2 separate regions of the Mus musculus genome follow, and region 2 is linked to region 1. Evidence: chromatin loops called from intact Hi-C (ENCODE). Cell type or tissue: heart. All regions are shown on one strand. Each heading gives the region's core, and the rest is flanking DNA. Links, peaks and the distances in the headings are about the cores only.

Region 1 (9,162 bases), core at 543-8,542:
CAGACAGGCAGAGAAAGAGAGACAGAGAGAGAGAGACAGAGAGTGGGACAGAGAGAGAGTAATGAATAAAACAAAGGTTTAAGGTCTTGAAAGGAAAACTTAATAAAGCACAAGAAGAAAGACCTCCCATCCACGCTTATGAGTTGATAGAATGAATATTGTGAATGTGTCTTTGCTATGAAGAATAGATTATAGATTAAATGCAAAGCCTGTACAAATCCCATTAGCTACACCTATGACCTCCATGATTTTGTATTCATCAACTTCACTGAAAGTATTTGTCATATATAAGAGTTTTTCAGAGTCCATAGGGTCTTTTACAGACAGGATCACATTATAGGTAAATGATTTCTGGGCTGGTGAGATGGCTCAGTGGGTAAGAGCACCCGACTGCTCTTCCGAAGGTCCGAAGTTCAAATCCCAGCAACCACATGGTGGCTCACAACCATCCAAAATGAGATCTGACTCCCTCTTCTGGAGTGTCTGAAGACAGCTACAGTGTAGTTATATATAATAAAAATAAATAAATCTTAAAAAATGATTTCCACCTTTCTTATCTGTATCCCTTTTGTTTCTCCCATCTTAACTGTTTTAGGTAAGACTTCAAGTATGACATGGTGTATAAGAAGAAGAAGGGGGTGTCAGAGAGAATAGTGTTAGATTCCAGATTTTATAGAAAATTTTCTCAAATTTTGCCATTTGGTATAATATTAGCTATAGGGTTTTTTTGTAATAGACTTTATTATGTTTAATGTTCTTTATATTGCTGGCTGATTTGGGACTTCTGTCATGAAAATATGTTGGACTTAGTCAAATGCTTTTTCTGAGTCTGTTAAGATAATCATGTGATTTTTGTCCCTAAGTTTACCTGAATGTTACATTACATTTATTGTTTGCATATGTTCAACAAAACTCATGTCCCTTATATGGAAGCAATTTTATTGTGGTGTCTTTGCGTGTTCTTGAATTTGGTTTGCAAGTACTTTGTTGAAAACTTTGCCTCTATGACCATTAAGGAAGTTAGTCTATATTTTTCCCTCCTTTCCCTCTGCTCTTCTCTCCCCTCCTCATATCCCCCCCCCAAACTCACCTCTCGCTTTACTAAGTTTTGGAATGAGGGATCAGTGTAATACTAATTTTGTAGAATGAATCGGTAGTAATATTTGCCTTTATATTTTGTGGAACAGTTTGTAGAATATTGATAATGTTTTCCTTAAAAGTTCTTAAAAGCTGAACTCTGATGTGTAAATATAACACATTTTGGCTATCCTGGGTCTTCTGTCATATGAAATTTAATTTGTTTCTTTCTTTTATTTTTTTATTTTTTTCGTTTTTTGAGACAGGGTTTCTCTGTGTAGCCATGGTTGTCCTCAATTCACTCTGTAGATCAGGTTGGCCTTGAACTCAGAAATTCGCCTTCCTCTGCCTCTCAAGTACTGGAATTAAAGTGTGAGCCATCGTGTCTGGCTTAATTTGTTTCTTATTTTCTGTAAATGATTACATTAGAATTTTTATGGGAATTGTGTTTAACCTGAAGATTGATTTTTGGAAGGACAACTATTTTAACAATATCCTGCCAATTCATGAGTATTTTCATCTTCTGATATCTTCTTCAATGTCTTTTTCGGTGTCTTAGAATTTTCACTACACAAATGTTTCACTTATTTTCACACACACACACACACACACACACACACACAGAGAGAGAGAGAGAGAGAGAGAGAGAGAGAGAGAGAGAGAGAGAGAGAGAGAGGTTCATGTTTCTGGCAGGAACTCCAGAGTGATGGTACCTACCTAGGCTTTGATGTAATCTTCTGCAAACAATCAGAGCTTTATGGGGCTGCTCTTCCTATGGGAACTTCAGAGCCTTTACATGACCCCAGTCTTGCAGTGGCTGAGAAATGCTCAGGGAATGGCTCCTTCAGGCAACTCCTATACCAGACCATTTGTTGAACAAGGAATCTGTTTCTTTGTGGAAAGAGGTTTGGGGATGCAGAGATTGACTTGCTAAAAGGTCTTTTCTGGTTCAGTCTAATTAGTGTTCTGTAGGATTGTTGTGTGTTTATAGGCATCTCTTTCTTTATGTTGGAAAGTTTTCTTTTATTATTTTGTTGAAAATATTTTCTGATTCTTGGAGTTGGAACTCTTCACCTTCTATTCCTATTTTTCTTAAGTTAGACCTTTTCATGGTATCTCGGATTTCCTGGATGTTTTATGTCAGAAATTTTTTAGATTTAACATTTTCTTTGATTGATGTATCAATTTCTTCTATTGTCTCTCTCATACCTGAGATTCTTTCTTCTAGCTCCTGTATTCTGTTAGTAATGCTTGCATTTGTTGTTCTTGTTCTCTTCCCTAGCTTTTCCACCTCCAGGATTCCCTTACTTTGTATTTTCTTTATTACTTCGATGTCCATTTTCAGGTCTTGAACAGTTTTATTTATCTCCTTCAACTGTTTGATTGTATTTTCCTGTATTTCCTTAAGGGATTTGTCTGTTTCCTCTTTAAAGGCCTCTACCTGTTTGGTTGCATTTTCCCATATTTCTTTAAGGGATTTATTCATTTCCCCTTTGAAGGTCTCTATCATCTTTATAAGATTGGATTTAAGGTCATTTTCTTGTGCTTTGTTTATGTTAGGATATCCAGGGCTTGCTGTAGTAGAGTAGCTGAACTCTGAAGGTCTCATCTTGCCCTAGCTTTTCTTGATTGTGTTCTTTCTAGGGCCTTTAGCCATCTGGATGACTTTGGTCCTTGGATATTGGTGTTGGAGTAAGTATTGGGAAGGAGTTAACCTCAATTGTCCTGGTGTGGAGGGCCTCTGATGTGCATCCTTACCTTATATGGTTCCAGAGCGGCAGGTCTGTATGGTTGAGAATCCACAGCTCTGATGAAGGTGGCCAGATGGAGGATGACAATGGAGGTCCAGCAGGGATACCAGACTGCTCAGAGCCTCTTTCTGATATTTTAATTGAGGCACTTGGATCTGTATATTTTCCTCCTAGGATTGCTTTTAATATTTACCAGTGGTTATGTTGTGTTATATTTTCACTTTCATTTAGTTTTAGGAATTTTAAATTTCCTTTATTTATTTTTCTCTTGACTCAATAATGAACAGTTTAATCTTCATGAGTTTGTGCACTCCCTAGAGCTTTGTTTTCTGTTGGCTTTAAGTTTTATTGCATTATGCTGAGATAGGAAAGAAAATTATTTAAAATCTTCTGGATTTTTAAAAGATCGGCTTTGTGTCCCAGGATGTGGTTTGTTTCAGAGAAGCTCTTCATGGGCTCCTGTGGAGAATCTGAGTGAAATATTCTGTACACATCTGGCTCGAATTCTCCTGTGGGGTTTTATCAATGAGCCAGGTGGAGCTATCTGAGTCCCTTTAACTACAAAGATGGTGAAATGAATTTTGTCACTGGTATCATGAGAGAGATCCATGCTTCTCCCAAGAAGCACGACGAGTCCCATCTCTGCTCTGTGTAGCAGCGTATGCTCCTGCACGAAATTCCAGCTTGAACAGAATGGCAGAATTGGTTATTATCCTTAAGGTTGAGAATGAATGCTAGACTCAAACATTTGATTCCATGAATGTGTACTGGACTCAGTCAATGTCTGTTGATAAACTTTATATTACAGTTTTAAATAATTAGGTCCTCATGGAAGCCATTATTCGTACAGGAACTGATGTTTCCGTTAGTAGAAACCTTAAACAAGGTCCTAAACCCTAAGCCTATCCCTAAACACCTTATCCTAAGCCTAACTCTAAAACCCCCCTAACCCATGTCTAATCCAAACTGCAAACCAAGCCCTAATTTTAACCTAACTTTATCCCTCTAGCATTCTAACTGCAACCCTCTAGCCTTTAAAAGTAACCCAGACCTCACTTAGTCTACCTGAACCTAACCTCAACCCTCTAACTCCTATTCTGGGTAGGGGCCAAGGCAACTGGAAAGCCAAAGCCAGCGATTGACCTCAGGAGCCTGGTCACAAAAACTTACACCTGTCAACTGTAACTTTACAAAGTAAAAAGCTAACTGGCAGGTATACTTCTGCCCGGAAAAATCCCACTTCCTTTGCTTGCTGGCGCCACCGTGTGGTTTTAGAGTATCAAATGAAACTGCAAACTGGACTCAGGAATGGAGCCTGTCAGGAGCTAGCCTGGCTTCAGTCCACTAGTGACATTTCTCTTCCATTCTTGTCAGTATCTCAGTACTGATTATAGAAAGATTCCAGCAATAGAGGAAAGCAGATGGGTTGCTGTGTCAGACACCAACCTAGTCTACACAGTGAGCCACAAGCCAGCCAGGGCTACATTGCGAGACTGTCTAAAAACAAAACCAAAAACTCTGTTGAGGATTTCTGTAAAGGATCCGTCATTCTCTTCCCAGGCTGTTTTATGTGTTGCTCAATAAATGCAGAACAAAGCACTTTTTAGGGGCAGGTAGATTCACACACATACAGAAACACAAAACAGACACAGGAAATAGAGACAGATCTGATCAGGCACACACAACAGACAGACCGCAGACAATACAGTAACACAGACAGACCCAGGGAGAGAAGTGGAGAATTTAAATTTAGTCTCACTTTTTGTCAAACTAATCCAAACTAGAAAGTCACTTAATTTATATTCGTTAAATACATCTGACACATTTTGGTGCCTTCTCTGTGGTTATTGTTAGTAGGTTAACCGATGCATTGTAATATTAACATGAGATCTTGGAATTAAAAGAAGTTATACTTGATAATGATATGCTTGTATTAAGTTGAGAAGGAGTCAATTAATTCTTGCTAGTTTGCCAACTTGACACAACCCAGGATCACTTTGGAAGAGGTAACTCCAGTAGAGAAAAATCCCTCCATCAGACTGGCCTGTAGGCAAGTCTGTGGGGGAACCTTATTAATGATGGGTGCAGACCTTCCAGCCCACTGGGAAAGGTGGTACCATGGTCTGCTGAAGTTCCTGCCTTGGCTTCACTCGGTGATAGACAGTGATTAGGGCCATATAACAAATAAGTCCTTTGCCCTCATGTTACATTTCTATCAGTGTTTTGTCACAGCAACAGAAATCCACTAAGAAAGTGATGATCAATAATCTGTAATTGCTTCTGTACTGATTGTGGGTAGAGTCTCCGCTTAAGAAGGTCCACAGAATTTCCTATTTCATCTATTGAATGAAGATGAAGCTTCATATTTCCAGTCATGGGAGTTAGCTGGAATTCCTGTGTCACTGGGGAGTTTGAAACCGTTAGATCACCAAGAAGACATGAATCTTACAAGATTAAAATGCAAGGTTTAAGCAAGAGTAATATTTTTGTGTCATTCAGTGACCACAGAAAGGATGAGAGTGAGGAAAGCCATGGCCTTGCTTATTTTAGGAGAATCATCCCTCATGGGTACAATCACTTGGAAAGTGTTCTTTTTAGAATCATATTGAGTACGATATATTAAGAATGTGGCTTAAAGGTGCTGAAGGAAGCATTCAATAATTAGGAAGTCTGGCTGCTCTTGCAGAGGACTCAAGTTCAATTCCCAGCACCTACATGGTGTCTCTCAACTGTTTAAAACTCCAGTTCTTGGGGATTTGATGCTCTCTTCTGTCTTGAGTGGGCATCAGGTATGTACATGGTGCATAGACATACATTCAGGCAAAAACACTCATGCACAGAAAATAAAATAAAATAAAATAAAATAAAATAAAATAACTCGATAAAAAATAATTTAAAAAGGGAATTTGGTGAAGAAATATAATAAAAGAAAGACAATCTTATAAGAAAACCAGGGTTGAAGTGAGGCTATAGTTAATGATAGATTCAGATAAACTATCTAAATAGAGTGGGTTTTTTTAAAATTATAGCTGGAGTGGCTCTGATATTTTATCAAGTATGTCAGCAGCTCATACACAGGATTTAATGGGAAATCATGTTTAAGGCTGAATTTTTGTCTGTTTCCTTTAAATTCTACTTTAGTTTTGTGGTATGTCAATCATTTTAATTTAGGATTACTTATGACAATGCAGACTGCCAAAATGAACCCTACCCCAACCCTGACCCATTACGGTCGGTTAGCACTTGGATTTAGAAGGAGTCCCTGTATCTTTTATTCTTTTTCATTTTTATATCAGTAATTTCATATGTTGAGAATGAGTCAGAGGTCTAGCTTGACCATGACTTCATCTGTGTACTGACCCTTTTCTTTGCAAATACAGACTGGTTAGAAACCACAGAATGGGGTCTCCTTGGCTCTCTGAACAATAGGACAGGTGACTTACCAGACATATAAGACATTTTGATAAAACAAACAAACCAACCAACGCATAGTCCCATGGGAGCTGGATGATCACGGAAGTAAACATGTTTGACTGCCCTCTTTTTCTGTCCCTCTGACCACATTGATACAGGAGTCAAAGTATGGCTATTGAACACCCAGAAGTTCAGTTGCACAAGTACTAAAGAATAAATCATGCTTTAAAGTCACTGAAGGAACTGGAGAGGTGGCTCAGCTGTCACATGGACATTTGCTACTCTTGTGTTCAATCTGATTCAATTCCCAGCACCCATCTGGAGGCTCCTCAACCCCAGTTCCAGGAAGTCCAGCATCATTGTCTGGCCTCTCCAAGCCCAGGAAACACATGATGGACATACATACATGTAGGCAATATACTCACACAATAAAACAAAAAGATTTCCCTTTTATTGAAAATAAATTATTTTCTCATAAAATATCCTTTAATTAATCCCCCCTCCCTCCACCCCTCTCTCTCTCCTCCCATTTGAATCCACCCCATTTCTGTCTTTCATTAAAAAGAAGAGGCTTCTATACCCCATTTTTTGATTGGATTGTTTGGGTTTTTTTGTGATTAACTTCTTGAGTTATTTATATATTTTGGACATTAGCCCTTTATCAGATGTGGAGTTAGTGAAGATTTTTTTTCCCAATCTTTAGGTTCCTGATTTGTCTTATTGACCATAAGAAGCTTTCCTTATAGAAGCTTATAGAAGCTTTGACTTATAGAAACATTCCAGTTTCATGAGGTCCCATTTATCAATGACTTTACAGGGCATAGTTCTTTTTGTATCTTCTATCCTCTCTGGCTCTTACACGCTTTATGTTTCCTCTTCTGCAGATTCTCCTGAGCTCTGAAGGGGGGAGGGGCTAATAGAGAAATCACATTTAGAGCTGAGTGTTCCAAGGTCTTTCTCTGCATAATATCTGGCTGTGCATCCCTGTGTTTATTCCCATATACTGCAGGAGGAAGTTTTTCTGATGATGGCTGAATAAGGCACTGATCTATGAGCTTGGCAGAATATCAGTAGGAGTCATTTTATTAGTACTGTGTTTTAAGATCTGTGGTATTTGATTTTACCATAGGTCTCTAGGCTATCTAGTCTCTGATTCTTGGGCAACCAAGCAGTGTTGGGTATGGGTTCTACCTCATAGAGTGGGCCTTGTTCAAATCAGACATTGGTTTGCTACTCCTACTAGTTTGTGCGACCATTGGCTTAGCATATTTTGCAAGGAAGATAACACTGTAGATCAAAGGTTTTGTGGCTATGTTGTTGTATGTGTTTCTCTTTTGGTAGCCTGCAGAGTAACTTTCCATACTCAAGACTTTAGAACATAGGGGTGAAGGTTCTATATTGGCATCCACTAGACCTCCCCAAGTGTGGGTGTTGTCTTCAGCAATGGACTCTTTTTGTCAGTTTGCAGAGAGCAAACTATTGTATTGGCAACAGCCTGGGGTGTTTGGAGCATTTCCATGGAAGCTCTTTGGCCAACAACTCAATTGGGTATAACCCAGGCTTGCTACTGGAAGCTCTGTTTGGTAACGAGAGATGGAGAGTTACCTCCCCATTTTTGGAGACATCATTAAAATCACTTTCATGTATTTTAGTTAGTTCCCACTACATTAGGTGATTTATTCCATGTTCTATTGCTGTGAAGAGACATTGTGATCAAGGTGACTCTTAAGAAAGAAAGCAACACTGGCAGGACACATTCGTGTGAACGGGACTCCTGGGTCACCTGGAGATCTCAGATCGATGGAACAGAGGCTACAGTACTGACGCTAACCTTTCAAGAGGCAGTCTGTGGGCTAGCAAGACGGCTTAGTGAGTGAAGTCGCTTGCCACAAAGCCTGGAGATCCGGGTCCAATACTTGAGAAGCTATCTTCTGACCTCCACACATGTGCCTAGTATACTCTTTCTCTTACACAGATAGATAGATAGATAGATAGATAGATAGATAGATAGATAGATAGATATTTTTTAAGAGGCAGTCTACTAAGATTCAGACTAAGTTAGGGCAAGTAGTTCCTTGGCTCCCATGACTAAAAGGTGGCCTCAATAGCCTGTGAGACACTGACTCAACTGATGCCATCTTAGAGACACCATTTTGACCTTAGAACTCAGTACATAGGCAACAACAATCTGCCAAAACCCTAACCTGCCAAAATAGGAACAAAGACCTAATTCATCAAAGACCTAGTTTATAGTGCCAGGACCTGGGAAAGTCCCTAAACATATTAACCTTGCTTTTTGGCTTCTGTAGTTTCACTTCTCGCTAACTGTTCTTACTTGCTTTTTGTGCATAAAAGGAAAAGAATAGTGAGGCTCTGGGCTACATAGTTTGGGAAGTTCCTTATGCAGTCCCCAGTGGGGCATAAATGCTTTCTATTGGTGTTAAAACTGCATGTATTTTCTGAAGGAGTCATCTTGTAACAGTTGATGCCACACTGGTTCCCTCAGGACAACCTGCCTAGAAATAAAGACAACAGACATATGAATAAACCCTGATGTGAGAGCTGGACCAGTTGGACCAGGCCCTGCCTTGGCTTACTTCCTCAACATAAGATTCATTTTAAAAAAAACAAACAAGGGCTGGAAAGATGGCTCAGCGGTTAAGAGCATTGACTGCTCTTCCAGAGGCCTTGAGTTCAATTCTCAGCAACCACATGGTGGCTCACAACCATCTGTAATGGGATTCATTGCCCTCTTCTGGTGTGTCTGTAGACAGCAATGGTATACTCACATACATAAAATAAATAAATCATAAAAAGAAACAAACAAACAAACATGGTGTTTATAGTTTCATAGGGTAGGTCACCGAGCCAAGGGAAATGCCTTGCCCTGGGAGTGGTGAAGAAAGCAAGTGTCTGAAGA
Region 2 (9,162 bases), core at 568-8,567, 420 kb after region 1:
CCCAGAGATAACCAACCTGAGATGGAAGTCAATGTCCACAGATTCCTTTGTAATGAGCTCAGAGAAAATGAACGTGTTTACTCTGATCCTGCCAGCTCTGCAAGGGGCCTTGGTAAATTACTGCTATGAGTCCACAATTCTAAACCAACTCCCAAATCTTCCAACCAACTCTTAAACAGTTTAAATACACATCACAGAGGTAACTGGTACTCTTGGAGTTTCTACTGAACATTTATACAGCCCAGTTTTTGTGTTCATGACATTCCTACTCTAGTGAACATATTAACTCTTTAAGAACAGCAAAACCAGCTGAGTAGTGATGGTGCACACCCTTCACCCCAGCATTTGGGAGGCAGAAGCAGGTGGATCTCTATGAGTCTGAGGCCAGCCTGGTCAGGACAGCCAAGGCTACACAGAGAAACCCTCTCGAAAAGCAACTACCCCCAAAAGAAAAAAAAAAAAAAAAGAACAACAAAACTAGTAAAATTAAATTCAGATCGCCCAAAATTAAATTCTTAAAATTTGATTACCTGAAAATGAAATCTTTGAACAGAATTAAAATTTATGAAATGGTTCATTTGTCTATGAGATACAGACAACTTTTTTTCAAGACATGGTTTCTCTGTGGTGTATCCCTGGCTGTCCTGGAACTTGCTCAGTAGACCAGGCTGGCCTCAAATTCACAGAAATCCACCTGCCCCTACCTCCTGAGTGCTGGGATTAAAGGAGTATACCACTACCTAGCTCAACCAATTCTTTCTATTTAAATTCTTAGCAAGATGGTCATACTCATATTCTGCCTAAACACCTGCCTCTGTGTTTTTGTACTTTTATAAATGGTGCAGTCCCAACATAAGTAAAAGTAAATTATTAATATAGGTACATAGTCAAAGTTCATAAATATGAAGAATTGTTGTAGTGGAAAACTATTTCAATAAGCAAGAGACATTAATATTTAAACAATGCATTTTTAGTTGCTGAAGCACACACCTCTGAGGTAGAAATCTAATACCATCCTCTCCAGATGTCATGGAATGCAAGTCTCTGGTTCCTATCCTTTGGGTCAACAAAAGTTCTTCCAACAAAAGAAACTCTGTGAAACCTAACATAAAGCTCCAGTTTTCCTAGACGACATCAGAATCCAGAGGACAGCAGAATGCAGCTATAGACAGACATGGGGGTGCACACCAGTAAGCCCAGCACTTGGGAAGTCAAGGCAGGAGGGTCAAAGTTCAAAGTCATCCTCAGCTACATATTGAGTTCAAGGCCAGGCTGAACTCTTTGAGATCTGGTCCTCAAAACCACTAGGGAGAGGGAGGGACAGCACTTATAAAATGTGGGTGGGCATACTGTATCACCAAATGCAAGATACAAAACACTACCCTAATCTGAGATATTTTAAGGAAGTGGTTTACTTATGTGCTTTCCAAAGATTACTGACAAAGCCACTGAAAAGCTCAGCGTGCTACAGTGTTTCCAATACTACCTATAAAGAGTGGATATAGTGAAAAATAGTTGATTGAGAAGCTGCAAGCTGGCTGCGGTGGCACGGTTGCGGTGGCACGGTTGTCATTTCCGGGCTTGGGAGGCTGAGGCAAGGGGGTCTCACAGAAAGAGGAAGCCTACCCTTCCAAACCAACCTGGGCTGCACATCAGGACCTTGTCAAAACCAAAACACTGGAGACATCCCTGGGAAATTTACAAGCTATTTAAGAGTAAGCCAAATAGGCAAGGATGGAGGGGTTGTTCTATGAGGCTTGATAATCACCATGTCTATCACCACACCAACATATGAAAATAAACTCCTCAGAGGAGTAAAGCTAATCCCACAAAAAAAAAAAAAAAATGCACTTTATTGCTGAAGAACCTAAATCCAAGGTCCCCTTGAGGTAATATGAGCAAACTATCTATTCATGTGCAAACCCAGAGAATGGCAACACTGTACACTGTATAAACTCAATAGCGTTACCAAATCATCTTAATCCCTCCACAGCCTCTTGGGAAGAGTCATGAAATCTTATCCAATGGTACTAAAGCAAGCAAGCTAGTTAACTGGTGAGAAAGGGAAGGAGGGAGGGAAGGAGGGAAGGAGGGAGGAAGGAAAGGAGGGAAGGAGGGAGGGAGGGGGGGAGGGAGGGAGGGAAGAAGGGGGAGAAGGAGAGAAGGAGGGAGGGAAGGGAGGGAAGGAAGGAAGAAGGGGGAAGGGGAGAGAGGGAGGAAGGGAGGGAGGGAGGGAGGGAGGGAGGGAGGGAGGGAGGGAGGGAGAGGAAGAGAGAGATCGAGTGTGTGAGTGTGTGTGTGTGTGTGTGTGTGTGTGTGTGTGTGTGTGTGTTTTCAGGCACACTGAGTAGGCTGAAACACTTATTTAAAAGATTGTCCAGACTCTGAACAGGTCAGTCACATTGGCAAGATTAAATTAGTTTCATTCAGGATGAAAGCTTTGTTGTTTTGTTTGTTGAGGCCGCCTGTTAAAGCCAAGGCCCTTGATGACCAAAGATGATCTTTCACTCCTGATCCTCCTGCCTCTACCTCCCAAGATGTGGGATTCCAGGTATAACCACTTTGCCTCAGGGCGGAATATTTTAGGTATGATAACTTCTTCACATGACCAGCTTTGAAAAATTACTACATACGCTGGGCGGTGGTGGTGAAGGCTTTTAGTTCTAGCCCTCAGCAGAGGCAGTCTGTGAGTTCGAGGCCAGCCAAGGCAACACAGAGGAACCCTAGCTTGGAAAACAAAACAAAACAAAACAAAAATCAACTTTTCTTTGCTACAGTCTTGAAAAATACTAAGAGATCTCCTAAAACAATGACAACAACAAAAACCTATTCGGAAGTCAACTTCTGAAAGAATCCCAAGGCAAATTCAATTCAGAACTCGTTTTGCCAGTTCATTACTTTGGAAACCCAGCTTTTTGGTTCACTGCCTTTAGCAGAAAAAGAGAAAGAAAAGGCACAGTCGGTTCCTGTTAAATAAGTTGCGCCTTGCGCTGGAAAAAGCTCCCCTGAAGCACCATGGAGATTGCCCACGCACACCCAGTATTCAAACACAGGAAACTGCGGGAAAAATAAAAAAATAGGGGAAGCCAAAGGGCGTTCTCCTCACATGACCAAGAGAACTGTTCCTGCTCCGGATCTAATTTTGGCAACTCTGGATTTGGGGCGGCCTGATTCACATGCACCGGGGAGAAACACCGGCTGGTTCCGGACACTCCGGGGCGAGGGAGAAAACAGGAGAGCGCACACGGAGGGGGACACCCAAGAGGTCACAGAGAGGACACAGAGCGGGACACAGATGGGAAAGGCGAAAACCAAGAGACTGCGAAGGCAGCTGCCTTCAGAGAGGGTCCCGATCGCCCTGGTCGCGGTCACACGGCTTACCATGATGCTGTCGGTCAGGAGTGGACTGGAGCTGCAGGGAGAGGGGAAAAGAGAGACAGGGTCACTGGAGCTCTGGTCCCCTGACCCCAAAAGGGCCCTGAGCCCTTGGTGGAGGAGTCGCTCCCGGGACTACGGCCACTTACCAGGCAGTAGAGCGCAGGCTGCGGGTGAGAGCAGGACCGATGCACACGCCAAAGGACAAGGCAGTACTCTTCACAACTCCGTGCAACGGAAACGCCCTGGGCAGCCCAGCCTAGCCCGACCTGGCCCCGCCACGCCACGCCCCTGCCAAGATCACACACCCACCAGGGTCCCGCCCCCAGAGACGCTGCACTATAAGCCCCGCCTTGTCCCAGGCAGCTGCCACATCCCTGGATACGGTACTTTCCTCAGACAAGGCCACCCCCCTACCATGGCCACCTCCCTAATTAGGTCCCAGCCCGGGCCGCGCCCCCATCAGGACACGCCCTGCCACGTCCTAGCCTCTATGCTCCTGCGCCTGCGTGGGGCTTTTCGCTCACTCTTCGCTACGCTGGAGGCGCTGCAGGCCCAGGGGTCTGGGTGTGTCTAGAGAGTTAGGGACTGTCACAGCGGCACCTCACAGCGTCTTGCACCGCACTCTAAGCATGGGACAGTGAGGACCTTTTCCAGACTGCTTTCCAAGTGTTTCGTGCTAGTGTTTGCCTCTGGATGTCCGTGTAGCTGATGGGCAGCTCTTTTAAGAGCTGTACCTGGCAGTGTCAAAGCCTCAGAGCGGAAATGGTTTCACTTCCAAACTCAGCCTGTAACTTCAAAGACCCCAGGTGCAAGGTGACTAAGATGGAGCTTCCCCGCCCCCCCCCCGCCCGCCCCCAGGCCTAAAGACGCTGCAAAAGGATCGCGGATGTTCTAGAAGGATCAAAATCAGGTTTTTGAGCAAGAAGAAGCTAACCGAGGGTGGGGGTTGGGGGAGCCTTGCCACATGCTGAGTCTGGCCCTGATAGGTAGACTGATGGTTTTCTGGAAAAGCAGACAAAACTGCCGCTGAGGAGGGGAAGCCTGCCATTTTCCCTTGTGTACCCTTGTCCTATTGCTTTTCCTGTTCATGCGCCCCCTTCTCTGGGGACCTAGCCGCTCCCACAGCCTTAGACATTCCAGCACCTCTCCCAGGGAATTGTAATTTCTAGACTACTTTGGTTTTTGTTTTGTTTTGTTTTGTTTGCCTACACTAAGGGATCCTCTCACTTGACCCTTCAAGTACGGTTATGACTTCGATGCAACCATTTCCCTGCCTCCTCGCCCCCGCATTCCTTTAAGGCCCACCTATCTCTCAGTCGCTCACACTTATCTACTTTCTTTCTACTAGCATCTCCTTCAGTCTTTGACCTAAGTATTTTTTTTTCTTACATCTACTCAACTCCGTGTCCTCCTTCTCTGGAGTTAAGACCGCAGAAGCCTGTTTAACAGTGCTGTGGAAAACTGCCTTACGGCTGGCAGTGACTAGTGATCCGCCCTGCAGCCAAGGAGTAACATAAATTATTAGACCCAGACCTTTGATCTTCCCCAGCAAATGTTGCCTTTACATCCTATTACAATTAGCTTATTCACCTGGACCCCAGTCTGGAGGAGCAAGCTGACTTTCCGTGTTGAAAGGCAGAGCTCATGCATGAGAGGGCAGAGGAACACTATTTCCCAAGAAGGCTTTTCAGAAGCCTTTCCTACTAGAGGGAAGGAAGCCTGACTGAATGCTATTGAGTGTTCTGAGCACCTAGGAGACATTCATAAAATGGCCTACCTTAATATTCTAAATATAGCGTAGCACTGAGGAGAGGGCACACTGTGAAAGAAAGCACGAGATGCTGTAACTTGGTTTCTTACAAGCAATAGAATTTTATTTCTCAGCTGTTTGGAAGCTGGAAAATTCAAGATCAAGGCTCTGCACATTCAGGGTCTGGTGAGGGTCGGCTTCCTCAGAGAACCTCATCTCACTGAAGCATCACATGGCACAAGATGCTCACTGGCCTCTGAAGCCTCCTTTATCAGGGCATTACTCCCAATCACAAAGTGGAATGTCCATAATTTAACGCTTCTTAAAAGCAATCCTATGATCTTGGAAGCTGGGTTTTCAGCATATCAGTCTGGGAGTGATTCACCAGATGACATCTTCAGAACGGTGTCTGGAGCCACTATGCTAACAGCCTGTGGATGTGTTGTCCAAGAACTTAAAAGCAGAGACTCTGGAGATTCATAACATTAGATGCCCTTCCATTATTTTTATTCAAAACATTTGTATTTAACAAAAAATAAAAAAGCTAATCAACTTCCCAACAGGAGACTAGACTGTGGATCTTGGATAAATAATTACAATATGTCATAGGACTCTTTCAGAAAGAATGCTTTGGTCTTTAAAGGGCTAGCCAGGCCTAAGGGTGTAGGCCTATTGATGTAGCTGCTTAGGAATCTAAGTCAGGGAAATGAAAAAGTCAAAGTCAGTCTGGTCTACAGAGGGAGTTCAAAGCCAGCCTGGGGAACTTAGTGGGATTCTGACTTAAAATCCAAAGTAAAGTTAGGAAGGGGATGTAGCTCTGGGGTCCAGTGCTTTCCTACTGTGCACACGACCCTGGATTTGGTCCACAGTGCTGCAATAAACAAACAAACAAATAAATAAGCAATGAGAGGATCTTCAAAATACACTTAGGAAAGGACAGATATCCTGTGTCTCATTTGCTGCTGGACCTTGAGCCCCTCCCACAGTACAGGCCTTTGAGGAGTTCACACTAGTGTGGCTGTGAACAAAATGACCTAATGGCTCACAGCTTTAGGGACTCTGCTCCATGGTTGCTTGGCCCACACTCCTGGACAGACTATCATGTCGGCAGGAGTATGTGGTGAAAGAACTTCTTCGCCTCATGATGGACAGGGCAGAATGGGGAAGGAGACCAGATGTAATCTTCAAATTTCTATAATCTCCCCAAAATGGCACCACCAGCTGAGAACTATTAAACATAGAAGCCTATGGGAGACATTTCATATTTAAAGCATATGAATACATCAGAGCATGAATGCAGTGTAAAATGGGTTTATTGCCTTTCAACAAAGGTTACAACTTACCACAAATTCCTAGTATTCAGAATTATTAAGTGATATCAAAATAAACTTTGAGAGAACTTTCCTAGACGAATGGATGTATTCTCAGACAGTGTCTGAATCTGTAGAAGGCCATTCGTGATTAAAACTGTGTCTTATGATCATATTAGTATGCAACCTTGGATGGTGATTTGATTTTTCCCTTGTTTGGGGTATTGGCTGGAATTACAGGAGCTGCCTTCTTCAATTCTTGAAATAACAGAATGATTGACTTCAATTCCTCGTGCCTCTTTCTCCTTCCAAAAACTGTGGCCACCGAACCCAGCCCTCATTTCTCATGCTGATGATTCAATCCCTACCCATCCCACTCAAAAATGAAAATACATCTCTCTAAATCCATTCACAGCTCCGGAGCTGTGAGCCTAGCTACCGGCTACCAACACACCATCGCCCCACACACTCCACCTCATTCCAGCCTCCAGTCCTGCTAACATTTGCATCTTTCACTCTGTTCATTCATCCATGAATGTATTTTATGCCTTGCCTTTGACACTGAGAGCACAGGGGGTGGGAGGAAAGGTACACCGAATCTGTCTAGCTAGCACGCAGCCTGGCAGGTTAAGCAAGCTACTGGGTAGTGAGGGAATCAGTCAGGGAAAGCTCCGCATGGCAGTAGGAAGGTCTATGTGTCAGCTTAGCTGGGCTACAGGGTACCCAGATGTCTGGCTAGATGTCGCCTCTATGTTATGTCTATGAAGGCATTTCTGAAATAGCCTAGCATTGGATTGGTAAACTCTGTAAAACAGACACCTCCCTGGTAGGCCTAACCCCCTTTGCTAAGGGCTTAAATAGAACAAAAGGCCAGGAGGAACTGGTTCGTTTCTGCCATACTGCTGGATGGTAGTCTTCCTCCCATTGTGCTTCAGGTTCAGGCTTTCAGACTGGAATTAGGATTTACTCATGATTCTCCTCTGTGCTCTCCCACCAGCCTCCCGACCTCCTGCATACGCATGGCAGATGGTACAACCCTTTGCTTCTCCAGCCACATGAGCAATTTCTTATCAGTCTCTGTGTATGTATGTGACGTATGTATTTCATTGGTCTTGTTTTTCAAAGTTTTACAAAAGGGGGAACGATTTCATATACTAGTTAATTTGGGGTGGGGGGAAGGGTGTTCCATTCACAATAAGCAATTCTCCAACTCCTCAGATACTAATTGTATAAACTCCAATTGAATTTTGACTCTACCTGGGGAAAAGATCTACCTGATAGACTATGGGTTTAGTCCCATAAGACTATCTTCATTTCAGACACCCATTGTGAGTCCTGGGTTGAAAAAGAAAAAAATAGATTTAAAAGGAAAAAAAAAAGGAGATTTACTTTATGGACATAAGCATGTTGATTCCATGTATCATGTATATATACCATGTGCATGTCGGGTGCCAAAGGAGGTTAGAAGAGGATGTCAGATCCCCCAGGAACTAGAGTTACAGATGGTTGGGTCACCTTATGGGTGCTGGGAATCAAGCCAGATCCTCCGCAGAAGCAGCGAGTGCTGAGCCAATTTCCTAGCCCCCCTCATCCAACAATTTTGAACAATGGCTATATATCAGGTTTCCTACAGCCTCTTCCTCAGGTTTCATATAAAATTGAATGGTGAGTCACAAGACTCAGTAAGAGATTTACGTCTACTTATCAATTCATTATAAAAGCTATTATAAAACCTATTACAAAAGATACAGTGGAAAGGAGATATGGGGCAGGCACTGAGACCTCAGCCCCACCCTGCTTGTGTGCTGGCAGCCTATAACAAGGAGTGAGGCTGCAGGGGCAGCCATTCTGGTGTTTCCACTAGAGAGACATACCGTACATGTATGAGCAAGATGTGTGTGTTGCACCATCCACTGAAAGAGAAGCCTTTAGAGTCAGCATTTAGGGTGGGCAGTTAGAGGCTTAACCTTGCCCTGCTGCTCCTGGTGCCTCAAGGAGACACCATGAAGGACTCACCACCACCACCACCACCACCACCACCACCACCACCACCACCACCACCACCTCAAGGAGCCCCTCAGCTTATCTCAGCACTTTGATTGCACCACAGGGAAAGCCCTAAGTGTCATACAATCCAGCAAGCCTGTTCCGGATTCCTGACCTACAGTCATAGTAAGATCCTGTGGCCTTGAGGGTAAGCTATTACAAAGGCATAATTAATGTTCAAACAGTCTGTGTTGGAGGTCAACATGACTGAAATTCCAGGGCCACCTTCCAAGGTCATGATATTCATGGATTTTAAATAATGTCTGTGACCTATCTTTATTTTCCCCACTTCTTCACTTTCAGATACGGTTTAAAGTATTGTGATGAAGAACAGTTCCAATAGGTTACCTGGGGAACAGCTTGAATGGGTTATACAGGGAACAGAGGATTATCTGGGGGTAGTTTGAATGGGCTACATAGGAACAGCCTCAGTGAGCTATCTGGGGAACAGCTTGAGTGGGTTATCTGGGGATAGCTTGAGCCGGTTGTCTGATCAGTGTCTGATAGAATGACATGCAAAGAACAGTTCCAAATTTCTTTCACGGCTTACATGGCTTTAAAGACTCTGGAAAGGAAACAGACAGTCTCTTCATCTGAGCTCCCACCTTTCTAGAAAACCCATGTGAATCCTACAAAGTCCCTAGGAAACCAATCAAGAAATCTGAGTCGCATTTTTAT

The links. Peaks named below come from ENCODE experiments on the same cell type or tissue, not always from the same donor. Only the 100,000 strongest peaks of a DNase experiment are listed, where the experiment ranks them.
Region 2: it touches region 1 in a loop (2.2-fold over the local background); 3 of 42 quality-filtered maps call a loop at or near these places.

What each region holds. Positions count from the first base shown.
Region 1 is chr3:36,056,197-36,065,358 of GRCm38, forward strand. No RefSeq gene overlaps it. Among named protein-coding and RNA genes, the nearest start is that of Acad9, 5.2 kb to the right of the region's middle. In heart, for the core only: a CTCF peak has its summit at 4,096 (motif pointing left); no DNase peak of the experiment used is centred there; H3K27me3 peaks cover 1,944 bases.
Region 2 is chr3:36,472,049-36,481,210 of GRCm38, forward strand. Anxa5 (annexin A5) reads right to left here and starts at 3,839. Exons shown (of 13, transcript NM_009673.2): 1 at 3,525-3,839; 2 at 3,382-3,412. The coding sequence starts at 3,384. 1810062G17Rik (RIKEN cDNA 1810062G17 gene) reads left to right here and starts at 3,889. Exons shown (of 3, transcript NM_028183.1): 1 at 3,889-4,191; 2 at 7,436-7,519. The coding sequence starts at 4,087. It overlaps Mir7009 (microRNA 7009), which reads right to left and starts at 3,476; the gene lies at 3,413-3,476. In heart, for the core only: a CTCF peak has its summit at 3,904; DNase peaks (open chromatin) are centred at 3,163, 3,783 and 4,363; H3K4me3 peaks cover 2,528 bases; H3K27ac peaks cover 2,898 bases.